Linked DNA regions of Homo sapiens: region 2 is linked to region 1. Evidence: read pairs that join two places in POLR2A ChIA-PET (ENCODE). Cell type or tissue: Caco-2. All regions are shown on one strand. Each heading gives the region's core, and the rest is flanking DNA. Links, peaks and the distances in the headings are about the cores only.

Region 1 (7,555 bases), core at 1,622-6,621:
TTGAACCAGGCCCTATACATTTCTAGCATGCATCCCCACTGCCAACCCATCAACTCCACATAGCCTTCTTCCCAGGAAGTTGCCCTCTGAGTAGTGTTGGTCCTTTACTGGCAGCAATGCCATCATCCCCATGCAGAACACAATCTTCTAAACAGCAACGCAGTCATCCTCATGGACAGGTGTGTTTTGTTGTGTGTAAGGGATTGGGTTAGGCACTTAAAAGATAGAGCATATGCGTAAAAATGAGCATTTCTCATAACTGGAATAGATAGTGGTACTTCCGAAATTTAATGGAGAAAAAATGATGCCTAAGACAGTGCAGTCAGGAAAGCTCCAGTGGAAATGTGGGTATTGGCCTGGGCCTTGAGAACTGGTAGGACTTGAAAGGATAAGGGGGTTCCTGAGCTAAGTGTAGAGCAGTGTGCGTTCCAGGCCCACGCATCTATGATCATGGGAAAAATAGAGCCAGAGTAGCTGGAGCAGGAGATTTATAAAGATGCACAGAGGAGCTAGAACTAGAGGGATACCTTATATAGAGCCTTGAATACAAAGAGGAGGAATGTTTATTTGAGCCTCTAGGCAGAGGAGTATCTTTAAAGGGTTTTGATTGGGAGGTGAGGGGCTATGACTATATCAGGGTTTTTGGAGGACAACAGTCTGCAATATGCAAGATGAATTAAAAGGAATTGAGACAGAGAATTCATTTAGAGAGTTACTTATAAGGTTTAGGGAGGCCGGGTGCGGTGGCTCATGCCTGTAATCCCAGCACTTTGGGAGGCTGAGGTGGGCGGATCACGAGGTCAGGAGATTGAGACCATCCTGGCTAACACGGTGAAACCCCGTCTCTACTAAAAAAATACAAAAAATTAGCCGGGTGTGGTGGTGGGCGCCTATAGTCCCAGCTACTCAGGAGGCTGAGGCAGGAGAATGGCGTGAACCTGGGAGGTAGAGCTTGCAGTGAGCCGAGATCACGCCACTGCACTCCAGCCTGGGTGACAGAGCGAGACTCCGTCTCAAAAAAAAAAAAAAAAAAAAAAAAAAAAGGTTTAGGGAAAATCCCATCTTGTTGATTACAGTTGTTCTGGCCTATGTGGCCTTTGAGGTAATCAAGGTCTGAATTAGGGAAGTAGGAATAGAAAGAAAGAAACTTATTGATGTCAGTGGCCAGTCCATTAAGTGGGGAATCCAAAATGAAGTGATGATGAAAAACCCAATTAAGTGGCTGAGCGAGCAGAAGCCAGGAAATCTCCAAATATAGATTCAGGTCCAGAAATAGGCTTCAGTTTTAAGGTACCAGAAGCCCAGGAACTATCTGATCTACCCCATCTACCCCTGGATTTCTGCAAGATGTTCAAAGGACATTGCATATTATAGATTCTCCATAAATGTTTGTCAAGCTACACAGGAAATATAGTAAGACATGTTCTCTTTTTTTTTTTCTTGGCAGTCTTGGATTCATGCAGAACCTGGCAGATTTCTTTCAGTGTGGCTGCTTTGGCTTGGTGAAGCCCTGTGTGGTAGATTGGACATCACAGTACACCATGGTCTTTCACCCAGCCAGGGAGAAGGTTCTTCGCTCAGTATGAAGAAAAGCAACCCAAAACTCTCAATCTGATTTGTTTTTGTTTATGTCGATGCCCTGTAGTTTGAAAGTGAAGTAAAGATTTAGAATTCACCTAAGTCCAAAGGAAAACACGTGGTTTTTAAAGCCATTAGGTAAAAAAAGTTCTCAATAAAGGCATTACAATTTTTTAGGTTTAGAAAGATGGACTTTTCTGATAAATCTTGGCAGACATCTAAAAAAAAAACCATATTTTTCACAAGAAAATGCAAGTTACTTTTTTTGGAAATAATACTCACTGATTATGGATAAAATGGAATATTTTCAGATACTATATTGGCTGTTTCAAAATAGTACTATTCTTTAAACTTGTAATTTTTGCTAAGTTATTTGTCTTTGTTGTATCTATAAATATGTAAAAAATATTTAAATAGATGTACCTGTTTTGCTTTCACACTTAATAAAAAATTTTTTTTTGTAGTTGAGACTTGGTTTCTGACACTTAACACTTCTAGAGTCTTAAATTAAGATGTACATAGGACACAAATTAGTTCACAATTCCAGGAATGAGTTGAGATTATGATTAATACCAGTAAGCAAGATTTAATTTGGTTTTTCATCTTACTTAGAAAATAGAACATAGAAAGTCTTAAATATTAATTACAACTTTACTTAGTACCCTCAAAATATTAGACTGATATGACTGTAATTACTAATTTCCCTTGTTCTACAGGAAATGCTAATTCAACTTTAGTATAGTATTTATACACCCCTGGGCATGGCACCTTCCTGCTGAATAACCTCCCTTGGGTTCCTGTTGCTCTTGGGGTAAAAGCAAAAATTCTCATTGTGACCTACAAAGCCTTGAAGCATATAATCCTGTTTTGTTTAGCAGTGTCAGTGGAGCATGTTGTACTCTAATCATGTGGCCTTTCATTGCAAGGATCCGTTCTCTCTTCTACCAGAGATAAGAGATGCAGATAAGGAAACTAAAGCCAAAGAAGTTTTTATCTTCTCCAGGGTCACAGAGATACCAAATGGGGCTGCCACTGTACAGTCACAGTCACCTAGAATATCACGTGACACATAGTATTTGTTCAAAAAATATTAGAATTTGTTGAACCAATTTCAGGGTTTTAAGCAAGAGATGATGCTATCAGAATTGTGTTTGAAGACTGTGCTTCTCAATTGGAGTACAGAAGAGCTTTTTCAAGGTATATTCTCTTTCTCCCTTCTTCTCTCACCAACTCCTACCAAGTTAGTATTGTGGTCCAAATGGTCCAGAGACATTAGATCAGAGTCACAGGGCCAGGGTGGGTGTCTAGGGCTCACAGTTTAAAATTCAGTTTCTCCATCTCAGACCTTTCAAATCAGTCTCTAGGGAGAGAGTGCTGGAATCCTAATGATTCTTACATATGCATACTACTGTTTGAGAATCATTTACTTAAGGAACCTTACCTTCTCCATTCTATACATTGTGAAAAGTTTAAGCTTGAGAATCACTGCTTAATAGGTATGCAGTTGTAGTGGTAAAGAGACCAGATTCTAGGGACCCTGGGTTTGAATCTATGACCTATTAATTACCACATAAGTTACTTTTAATCCCTTTGGGCAAATGACATAAATCTCTAGAAACTCAGTTTCCTCATTTGGATTATGTAGATAATAATAGTAAACAATTTGAAATGTCATTATGAGAATTAAATGTGTTAATGTTTAAAAGTGCTTAGAATTGTACTTGGCATATAGTAAATGTTCAATAAATGCTGGCTATTAATTGAGAAGTCTAACAGAAAACTGATTACCAGAAAGATAAGCTAGAGGTAGAGAAATGCACCAAATCCAGTCTTCCGTGCTCTGTGTTGTATGTTCTAGGGCTAGAATTCTGCAAGCTACAGTCTCCCTGCCAGATGACTTCCTGTTAAAGTCGGTAGTAGACTGCAAGGAGGAGCAGAAAAGGGACTTATTCCATTCTTCTTGCCCGCTCTTCCTCTCAGTGTTGCTCCAACGATGGCCCTTTGCCCTGCAATGACATTTTGGAACCAATGTCTAACTTTTCTTCTTCCCAAAACCTACTTCATTGTGCCCCATTAGAAGTACTAGCAATAACCAGGCAGGGCTCTCTCCTTTGACATCTGACTTCTGCCCCGGGATACTTCTTCTCTGGGCATCTGAATTATGATAACCCATCTCTTCTCTTAGTTTCCCTATTCCCAGGAGTGATAGCTGCCTCTAGCAATTACTATCTCTATGTTAAATCAGTGTGTTCCCTTGTTACTTTTTCAAAAATAATAGCACCTGTTTAGCTAATTCCCTTTACTATATTCTCTTTATTAAAATAACTAGTGTGGTTTCTGTTTTTCTGGTGAAACTTGACAGATACAGAATATTAGAAATAAGCTGTTAATGATGGTCTAGGCAAGAGGTAATGAAGGCCTGAAGCAAGATGATGACAGTGGCACAGAGGAGACCCAGCAGGCCCAGATCACAGAGTGGATGCGGGGAGAAAAAGAGGAGTCAAAGATGGCTTTGAAATGTTGAACCCAATGAATGAGAGGTTGAAGATGCTACTCTGAGAAATAAGGAACACAGTGTGGGGAGACTAGGTGATGAGTTTGGTGGCTGGGATCTACTGAGTTTGAGATACTTGCAGGCTATCCAGTGGGAAAGTCTAGAAGGCAACTGGAAAGAGGCCAGGGCATGGATGGGAATCATCTGCATAGATGGATAAGATTGTCACAGGGGAGAGGTAGGAAATAGATGAAAATGGAGAGTCACCTTCCTCAAATGGAAAGATGAATGCTAAAAAGATACCAAAGATGACATCTAATGCGAACAAACAGACTAAAAAGTGTGAGAGGAAGGAGAAGGGCAGGAGCAAAAGCTTATGGAATATGGATTTAGGGAGCTGGAGAAGGAAGAAGTAACTAAAAGGAGATCGAGTAGGAGGACAAGAAAGTAGTGTCAGCCAGACACAGTGCCACTCCTGTAATCCTAGCACTTTGGGAGGCCGAGGTGGGCAGATCACCTGAGGTCGGGAGTTTGAGACCAGCCTGACCAACATGGAGAAACCCCATCTCTACTAAAAATACAAAATGAGCTGGGTGTGGTGGCACATTCCCGTAATCCCTGCTACTCGGGAGGCTGAGGCAGGAGAATCGCTTGAACCTGGGAGGTGGAGGTTGCGGTGAGCTGAGATTGTGTCACTGCACTCCAGCCTGGGCAACAAGAGGGAAACTCCACCTCAAAATAATAATAATAATAATAATAATAGTGTCATAGAATCAAGAGAGGATTCATTTCAGAGAGGAAGCAGTCAGTTGGCAGGAACTAAGGAGCAGCTTGAGCAGAAGTTGAGAATAGCTGATGAAAGACAAAAGAGTTTGTGATTAAGAGGTTATTAGTAGGGCCGGGCGCGGTGGGGATTGGCAAATCACTTTAGGCCAGGAGTTCGAGACCAGGCTGGCCAACATGGTGGAAACCCCATCTCTACTAAAAATACAAAAATTAGCCAGGCATGGTGGTACACACCTGTAATCCCAGCTACTCAGGAAGCTGAGGCAAGAGAATCGCTTGAACCCAGGAGGCAGAGGTTGCAGTGAGCTGAGATAGTGCCATTGCACTCTAGCCTGTGCAACAGAGAGAGACTCCATCTCAAAAAAAAAAAAAAAAAGAGGTTATTAGTGGCCTCAGTTATTAGTGGTGGTTGAGGATGGAGAGTAGAGGCAAGGAAGACTAAAGAGTCTAAAAGACTAAGGACTAAGTGGAATCTAGTCTTACAGCTTGGCTCTGAAAGGAGAGAGGAGACGGCAGTAGCTTGTGGCATAATAGCAAGGTTTAGTCTTTGTTTTATTTTAAATCCAAGACAAACCCAATCATGTTTTTCAGGGCCAGGGGAATGTGACTGTTATGCTATTTTGCCATAACTTTATTCCTTTCTTCAAATATGTATATAGCCACATTGGAGACAACAAATTTGAATCTCTTTCACAAATATCAGGCAAAATCTTGATCATGCCCCCTGTGACTTAGGATGGACGCTGGCACCATGAGTGGAATCACTTGGATGTAGCACAGTCTATATTTCAGGTGTGTAGTAGTCATGGGAGCTCATGCAATAATAAATATCCTCCCAATCTCAGTGGCTTCACACAATGTTTCTTTCTCATGTCATGGTCTGTTTAGCTGTTAGCAGGTGTTCTTCCATGCAGTGACTCAAGCTGCTTCCCATCTAGTGGCTCCACCATTCCTAGGGCCTCAGTATCCACTGGACTTCTGCATCCAGACATATGGAAAGAATGGAGACTCTCCTGAAAGGTCATGGAGGCCAGGACTTCATTGGGCAAACTCACTCATGTGTCTCAGTGAACAGCAAGGGAGCCTGGGAAATGTAGTGGAACAGCATACCCAAGAAGTGGAAGGGAAATACAACTATTGCTGAACCACAATAAGCTTCTTCCTTTGTTTTGTTTTTTTCTAAACTCATTCAGTCCACTATGTAATAAACTTTTAGATTCTAGCAGAATTTGCATTTAGCCTGGCCTATACTCTCCCCTATTTCATTCACTCAACAAATGTTTATTAGGTGTCTTCTATGTGTCAAGCACTGTGAATGGCTTGACATGTCACATTCTTACAAGGAGGCAAATAGGAATTCAAAATTTCAATACGATGACATAAGTACTATGCTAATTACATACCGGCTATGGGAGTACAGAGGTAGATTAATTCTGCCCAGGTAGTTCAGGAACAATTTCCAGAGGAGATGGCATTTGACCTGTGACTTGCTTAATAGGAGTTCACCAGGCTAAGAAGTTGGATTAGTGGGTAGAGATGGGGGGAGGTTCCCATCTTCCAGGAATTCTAGGCAGAAGGAACAGCATTAGCAAAGACATGATGGGGTGAGGGTTCTGGGCATGTTTGGAAAGCTCCGAGTCTTTGAGTGTAGCTGGAACTTGTCTGGAAGAGATTGTCTAAAGCTAAGTTGAAGGGGTAAGGCCAAGGCCAATTTGTGAAAGTCTTTATGTGATACACTGTTATGGGCTGAACTGTGTCTCTGCAAAATTTATTTGTTGAAGTCCTAACCCCCAGTACCTCAGAATGTGATGGCTGCATGTGTAGATAAGGGCCTTGAAAAAGGTAATTAAGTTACAGTGAGGTCATTCAGGTGGTCCCTAATCCAATATGACTGGTGTCCTTCCAAGAAGTGGAGATTAGACCACAGACACCCACAGAGCAAAAACCATGTGAAGACAAAGGGAGAAGACACCCATCTCCAAGCCAATGAGAGTGGTGTCAGAAGAAACTAACACTGCTGACACCTTGATCTCAGACTTCAGCCTCCAGAAATGTGAGACGATACGTTTCTATTAAGTCACTCAGCCTGTGGTACTTTCTTATGGCAACCCTAACAGACTATTACACATCCTAAAAAGAGGGATGGAGGGGATGTATTCTAGAGACATTTGGAGTCAGAATCCAGGAGACTTGAGAAGTGAGGCAAGGTCAGGTGAGGAAGAGAGCAAAGCTAAGGATGGCTAAAGTTTTTAGCTTCAGATTTCCTGGGTAGCTGGACGGTGGGGCGAGTCACTGTGAAATGCAGCAGAGGAGGAGGAGGTTGCATTGTCCTGTGGTCATTTCTCAAATATGTGTTACCCCTCAGCAAACCTGGAAATCCCATGCATAGTGCCAAGATCGTGTACTGCTTTTAAAGCTCATGTAGGGCCTTGTCCAAGACACTACATAAACAGCACTGAATAGATGCTCATTTCAAAGAAAGCCTTTCCCAGGGGACTTGGAGGGTGGAGAAACCCATGGTTTAGCCAAGTATTTTATAGTTCTTATCACTAGATTTTCACTTGTTTCATGTATTCCAGATAATTCAGAATTGCACAGTGCTGGGGGAAGTGCTGTGGTTGTTAAAAGCAGAAGCCCAAGAAGTGCTTGAGCTGCTGAAACTTGCTGAAGAGGCAGAGAAAGACATTTCTAATTGGC
Region 2 (7,555 bases), core at 1,543-6,542, 240 kb after region 1:
ATCAGAGCAGAAATGAAGGAGATAGAGACACGAAAAACCCTTCAAAAAATCAATGAATCCAGAAGCTGGTTTTTTGAGAAGATTAACAAAGAGATAGACTGCTAGCCAGACTAATAAAAAAGAAAAGAGAGAAGAGTCAAATAGACACAATAAAAAATGGTAAAGGGGATATCACTACTGATCTTACAGAAATACAAACTACCATCAGAGAATACTATAAACACCTCTACGCAAATAAACTGGAAAATCTAGAAGAAATAGATAAATTCCTGAACACATACACCCTTCCAGGGTAAAGCAGGAAGAAGTCGAATCCCTGAATAGATCAATAACAAGTTCTGAAATTGAGGCAGTAATTAATAGCCTACCAACTAAAAAAAGCCCAGGACCCAACGGATTCACAGACAAATTCTACCAGAGGTACAAAGAGGAGTTGGTACCATTGTTTCTGAAACTATTCCAAACAGTAGAAAAAGAGGGAATCCTCCCTAACTCTTTTTATGAGACCAGCATCATCCTGATACCAAAACCTGGCAGAGACACAACAAAAAAAGAAAATTTCAGGCCAATATCCCTGATGAACATCGATGCAAAAATCCTCAATAAAATACTGGCAAATTGAATCCAGCAGCACATCGAAAAGCTAATCCACCATGATCGAGTTGGCTTCATCCCTGGGATACAAGCCTGGTTCAACATACACAAATCAATAAACATATTCCATTACATAAACAGAACCAATGACAAAAACCACATGATTATCTCAGTAGATGCAGAAAAGGCCTTCGATAAAATTCAACACCCCTTCATGCTAAAAACTCTCAATAAACCAAGTATTGATGGAACATAGCTCAAAATCAAAAGAGCTATTTATGACAAAACCACAACCAACATCATACTAAATGGGCAAAAGCTGGGAGCATTCCCTTCGAAAACCCACACAAGACAAGTATGCCCTCTCTCACGACTCCTATTCAACATATTATTGGAAGTTCTGGCCAGGGTAATCAGGCAAGAGAAAGAAATAAAGGGTATTCAAATAGAAAGAGAGGAAACCAAATTGTCTCTCTTTTCAGATGACATGATTGTATATTTAGAAAACCCCATTGTCTCAGCCCAAAATCTCCTTAAGCTGATAAGCAACTTCAGCAAAGTCTCAGGATACAAAATCAATGTGCAAAAATCACAAGCATTCCTATACACCAATAATAGACAAACAGAGAGCCAAATCATGAGTGAACTCCCATTCACAATTGCTACAAAGTGAATAAAATACCTAGGAATAAAACTTACAAGGTATGTGAAGGACCTCTTCAAGGAGAACTACAAAGCACTGCTCAAGGAAATAAGAGAGGACACAACCAAATGGAAAAACATTCCATGCTCATGGATAGGAAGAATCAATATTGTTAAAATGGCCATACTGCCCAAAGTAATTTATAGACTTTATGCTATCCCCATCAAGCTACCATTGACTTTCTTCACAGAATTAGAAAAAAACTACTTTAAATTTCATAAGGAACCAAAAAAGAGCCCGTACAGCCAAGACAATCCTAAGCAAAAAGAACAAAGCTGGAGGCATCACATTACCTGACTTCAAACTATATTACAAGGCTACAATAACCGAAACAGCAAGGTACTGGGACCAAACAGATATATAGACCAATGGAACAGAACAGAGGCCTCAGAAATAGTGCCACACATCTACAACCACCTGATCTTTGACAAACCTGACAAAAACAAGCAATGGGGAAAGGATTCCCTATTTAATAAATGGTGTTGGGAAAACTGGCTAGCCATATGCAGAAAACTGAAACTGTACCGCTTCCTTACACCTTATACAAACATTAACTCAAGGTGGATTAAAGACTTAAACGTAAGATCTAAAACCATAAAAACTCTGGAAGAAAACCTAGGCAATACCATTCAGGATGTAGGCGTGGGCAAAGACTTCATGACTAAAACAGCAAAAGCAATGGCAAGAAAAGCCACAATTGACCAATGGGATCTAATTAAACTAAAGAGCTTCTGCACAGCAAAAGGAACTATCATCAGAATGAACAGGCAACCTACAGAATGGGAGAAAATTTTTGCGATCTATCCGTCTGACAAAGGGCTAGTGTCCAGAATCTATAAGGAACTTCAACAAATTTACCAGAAAAAAACACAACCCCATCAAAAAGTGGGCAAAGGATATGAACAGACACTTCTCAAAAGAAGACATTTATGTGGCCAAAAAACACATGGAAAAAAGCTCATCATCACTGATAATTAGAGAAATGCAAATCAAAATCACAATGAGATACCATCCCATGCCAATTGGAATTGTGATCATTAAAGAGTCAGGAAACAACAGATGCTGGAGAGGATGTGGAGAAATAGGAACACTTTTACACTGTTGGTGGGATTGTAAATTAGTTCAATCATTATGGAAGGCAGTGCGGTGATTCCTCAAGGATCTAGAACAAGAAATACCATCTGATCCAACAATCCCATTACTGGGTATATACCCAAAGGATTGTAAATCATTCTACTATAAAGACACATGCACACGCATGTTTATTGCAGCACTATTCACAATAGCAAAGACTTGGAAATAGCAAAGACTTGGAACCAACCCAAATGCCGACTGGATAAAGACAACGTGACACATATACACCATGGAATACTGGGTAAATAATGGAACACTATGCAGCCATAAAAAAGGATGAGTTCATGTCCTTTTCAGGGACATGGATGAAGCTGGAAACCATCATTCTTGGTAAACTAACACAGGAGCAAAAAACCAAACACCACATGTTCTCACTTATAGTGGGAGTCGAAAAACGAGAACACATGGACCTGGGGAGGGGAATATCACACACTGGGGCCTGTCAGGGGATGGGCGTCTAGGGGAGGGATAGCATTAACAGAAATACCTAATGTAGATGATGGGTTGATGGGTCCAGCAAACCATCATGGCATGTGTATACCTATGTAACAAACCTGCATGTTCTGCACATGTATCTCAGAACTCAAATTATGAAAAACAACAAAACAAAAGGGTGTCTTCTCTATGACTTTCTGACTTTCTGGCATCAAGATAGTACAAGCAAACAGTCTATCACTCAATCAACCTCTCAATCTGTCAGTGTTCATTGAGAGCCTCCTATTTGACAGGCTGAATGATAGGGGCTGAGAGTGAGCTATGAACAAGTTCTACATTGCATCTGCTTTCAGGAAACCTACAGTCTAGGAGGGAGGCTAGACACTGAGAGAAGAATTACTAAATGGGATGAGCATTTCCAGAGGGGAACATGCAGGTGGTGTGAGGCTTACAGCCCAGAGATGCCTTCTCACCTTGGGCTTGGATGAGTGTTCACTGAAAACATGTTTTCTAAGCTGAAACTCTTATTCAAGGATGAACAGAATTTGGGAGATGAAGGACAGGGAAAAGGCATTCCAGACAGAGCGATCAGCATGTGTAATCACATCTTACCAGCATATGATGGTAGGAGAGCGTAGGGGCACATTTAAGGAACTGAAAGACCTGTGGATCTGAAGCAAAATAAGCCAAGGGGAGAATGGATTGAGACGGGGTTGGAAAAAGAGGCAGCAGCCAGATCATAGAAGGTTTGGCAGATGATCAAAATGGCTTGGGGCATTTTTCTAAGGGTCGTCCAAAGCCATTGAAGGGCTTGTGGTGGTGGGGTGTTGTGATCAGAGTTGCATCTGCTATATAGCTGGGTGGCCAGAGTGGAGTCAGGGAGACCGGTTAGGCTATAGTGGGAGTCCAGGTAGGAGGATGATGGGCTCATCTCTGGTAGTGGCAGTAAGGAGTGATAGCAGGGCATGGATTCCAGACATAGATGACCTGTAGGCTTAGTTAAGGGTATTTGGGAGGTAAGGGAGGAGGCAAGGATAACAGTAGTGAGTGCAGTAATAGGGACTCAAGGAGGGTATACAGACCTGTATATATGTGATGAGATGTATGCCTTGAGTCTGGGAGCTGAGCCCTGGAGATTCAAGGGTCAGTGGCACTGGGGGGCTGGCACTGTGCTGGAGTTTGGGTGCCTTCCCTTTCTTTCATGGCCCCTGCCTGCAAGTAGCTCACCTTCTATGAACTGTATTTTGCTCATCTTTGTTGTTGAAATGCTGTTTCACAATTATTTGCTCTTTCAAAAACATGTGACTTTCTTACTATCTTTAGAGGAGAGGCACTGCAGGTGAGCCTCATCAAAAGCACTTGCAGAAATCCATCATGAGCCAATTAGAAAACTTAGGAAACATGTCTGATATGGAGGAATCTCATGAATATGATTCTCCTGGCAATGCAGGCAGAACTTTTTTCCAGCAGCGTGCATACCTCAGGACAGCTGAGGAGGAGGTTGCTGCAGCAATCGACTGCTCCTCCCTTTCTGCGCTTTGCTTGGCATGAGAAAGGAACCGTGGCAGGTGGGGCTTCGAGACCCGCTTCTCAGTCTGATGTGAAGACGTGGGGAATGATAGAAATGCATATTCCAAATTCTTTTCATTTCCTTGTAGACAGGATTGAGCAAGGATCTTCCATTTGTTTACACACTTGGTGAGTGAGTAAACCACTCACACGCTTAGAAACAAACCAGTCCACCATAATGAAACTGGAAGGAACATCAGAGATCCTGCAGTTCAACAGATGCTTCTGAGAAATGGAGAAGAAGTGAATTAAGAGTCAGTTTAAACTCAGTGAAAGGAAACTGAACTGGAATCAGAAGAAGGTAGGCCTGAAGTTTGCGTCGGGTACATACTTGGAAAGTTATGTAAGCTCTTGAGAATAATTCCTTCCTTGCCTGCCTTTGGCAGTTTGCTGTGAGGGTGAGATGAACGAATGAGCAAAGCCCTGGGTCAGGGCTTTGTAAATAGCAGTGGCAGTTCTTTCCTAATGGCATTGCATCAGTAGCTGGAGAGCAAGCAGTAAGGTGAGGTCCTCTGAGTCAGTCTACTACGCCCACGTTACTGTCTTTAAAAGTTACATTGACCTATGGGCGGTTGTGTTTTTCCCATGTCACTGTCTTTAGAAGTGATGTTGACCTATGGACTGTTGTGTTTCTCCCATGTCACTGTCTTTAGTAGTGACGTTAGCCTATGGGCTGTTGTGCAGTTTGGAAAAAAACAAAATATGGGTGACTTATATGCACACTAGAATGGCTAATTAAAAAGATAAAAAAATGCCAGGTGTTGGCAAGGATATGGAACAACTGAAAGTTGCACACACTGTTGGTGGGAGTGAAAATTGGTGTGACTGATATGAAAAACTGTCAGTATCCACTAACCTAAACATGTCTGTATACTATGACTGAGTTATTCCATTCCTAGGTACACACCCAAAAGAAATGAAGGCAAAAGTAATCTGCTAGAATGTTCATAGCAACATTACTTAGCCAAAATCTGAGTAGTATTCATATACTCATTAAAGATAGAATGAAGTCTGTTTATACAGTGGACTACTACACATCAATGAGAACAAACTAAGCTACATGCAACAGTATGGATCAATCTTGCAGACATAATGTTGAACAAAAGAAGCCAGACACAAGACTCCATACGTACGATTTCACTTCTATAAAGTTCCAAATAGGCAAAACCAATATCAGGTATTAGGTATTAAGATAATGTTTACCCTTGGAGCAAGAGCGTGACCATAATAGAATGGAGCATGAGGGGGCTTCTAGGATGAAGTTGATGTTTTATTTCTTTTTCTGGGTGCAGTTCAGTATTTGAAAATTCATTGAGCTGTACACTTATGAATTATGCATTGTCCTGTCTTCTGTTATGCTTCAATTAAAAGCTAAGCTAACAAGGAAAACAAAACAGAACTCAAGGGTGACCTCCACGGTGCATGGCAGGGTGCTAGGTGGGCCTGCCCTCCTCCCCACAGCCTGCCATAACTAGATCTCTGAGGATGTTGCTGCCTCTGAAGGTGTTAAGCAGCTGCTCTCTCTAGCCTTGTACTGTGGGACGCCTGGCCTTGGCTTTGATGCTGTGGCTGCTGGTGGAGGGGTCATAGTCGATGGACCTGCCTTTCCCTTCTCTCCATCTCTTCATGTTCACCTGCCCCAAGCCCTCCAGCCCTCTCAGCTGCATCCCAAATGGAAGCCATGCTTCCCTGGGTCCTCAGAGCTCAACTCTGCCTCCTTTGCCCACCTGCTGCAGTCCAGGTTCCCATCACACAGCTGCCTCTGTACTAGCCCAGCATCCATCACAGAGGACCAGAGTGCGCAGCTGGAAGATGACCTGGCTCTAAGGCGTGCATGCTCACATGTGTCCATGCTGGGGGAAGGGCCGAGACTCACAGAGCATTTCCTAACAGAAGGCTCACATGCTCCAAGGTGTCACTTGGATGAACAGTTTATAATTTAATTGTTATCAATTTATTTTGTTGCATATAAGGAAGGAATATAATCAGTGCACTAAACCCTTGATATTATGTATATTATTGCTTAGGAGGATATTAACTTTTTAAAAATTAGTTGATTTAAATTTGATCTAAAGACAAACATTAAGTATTAGCATATGTGATATGAGGATATGGCAAAAATCATGGAGGTGGAAATTTGGAAAACTGAGGCTGGAAATGGTGGGAGAAACAACATAATGATTCTAATTCCTAACACTGATGACTTGAGAGCCCATGAAGTGCCTTAAGAGAGAGGCTTTTTTTTTTTTTTTTTTTTTTTGCCCAAGCATGAGAAGTTAAGATAATGACCATGACCATTAACCCTTATTACAAATGAAGGAGCAGAGCCCCTGAGGGGCAGTGGTGAGAATACAGGGCTTCAAAGCCAGGCCAGCCTGGAATCACATCCTGACTCCTCATTTTCTTGCTGTGTGACACTGTACAAGTCACCTAGTGTCTCTGAGCAACAGGTTTCTTACCTGTAACGAAAAGCTTTATACCTGCATCATGGGGTTGTTATAAGGCTTAGAAGAGATGTTCAAGCCCAAGAGCCTGTCAGTCTCCTACCCTAGAGAGAGGAGGGGACTTGCATAAGGTCACACACAGAGGCAGATCCAGGCCTGCAACTCAAGACTCACTGCTCCTAGCCCATGCTCTTTCTCTGAGGAGCCATCCCTCATGCTGCTCTGTGAGTCCTTGTTCCAGTGACACAGTGCCAGTCTGGGGGGCGGGGAGCGGGTGGAAATCACGCCTTGGTACGTGGTGGTTTACTCTCATCTCTGCTGGGCTGATCCAGCTGCTGATGGTGAGAGAACCAGTGCTTTTAAGAGGCCTTCATGCGTGATCCCATGGAACAGTGAGTTCAGTCTGGCCAGCCTCATAGGCTGCCAGCCAGTAGGGAGACCCCCACGGCCCTGAAGAGCAATTAGGGGCTGAAAGAAAGGGAAGGAATGCCTCTGTGACGCCAAACCCAGCAGAGCGTGGCTGGTCTGCACAGGATTGTGGGTTGGGTAGGAGCTGGAGAGCCTGATTCCTGTCCCAACAGGAAGCCGCCCATAAGGCCCTTCTGCGGCTGAGCATACAGGAGAGGCCTCTCTCTCTCTGTTGTTCTGCGCACTGGCCAGAAACTGCTAGGTCTGG

The links. Peaks named below come from ENCODE experiments on the same cell type or tissue, not always from the same donor. Only the 100,000 strongest peaks of a DNase experiment are listed, where the experiment ranks them.
Region 2: POLR2A ChIA-PET joins it to region 1 with 9 read pairs; 1 of 35 experiments calls an interaction of 5 or more read pairs at or near these places.

The regions. Positions count from the first base shown.
Region 1 is chr11:19,174,375-19,181,929 of GRCh38, forward strand. It overlaps ZDHHC13 (zDHHC palmitoyltransferase 13), which reads left to right. Exons shown (of 17, transcript NM_019028.3): 17 at 1,448-2,041. The coding sequence ends at 1,586. Among named protein-coding and RNA genes, the nearest start is that of CSRP3-AS1, 19 kb to the right of the region's middle. RefSeq lists an enhancer at 1-615. In Caco-2, for the core only: no CTCF peak of the experiment used is centred there; a DNase peak (open chromatin) is centred at 2,557.
Region 2 is chr11:19,415,093-19,422,647 of GRCh38, forward strand. It overlaps a transcript of NAV2 not described here. Among named protein-coding and RNA genes, the nearest start is that of NAV2-AS5, 88 kb to the right of the region's middle. In Caco-2, for the core only: no CTCF peak of the experiment used is centred there; DNase peaks (open chromatin) are centred at 4,399 and 4,919.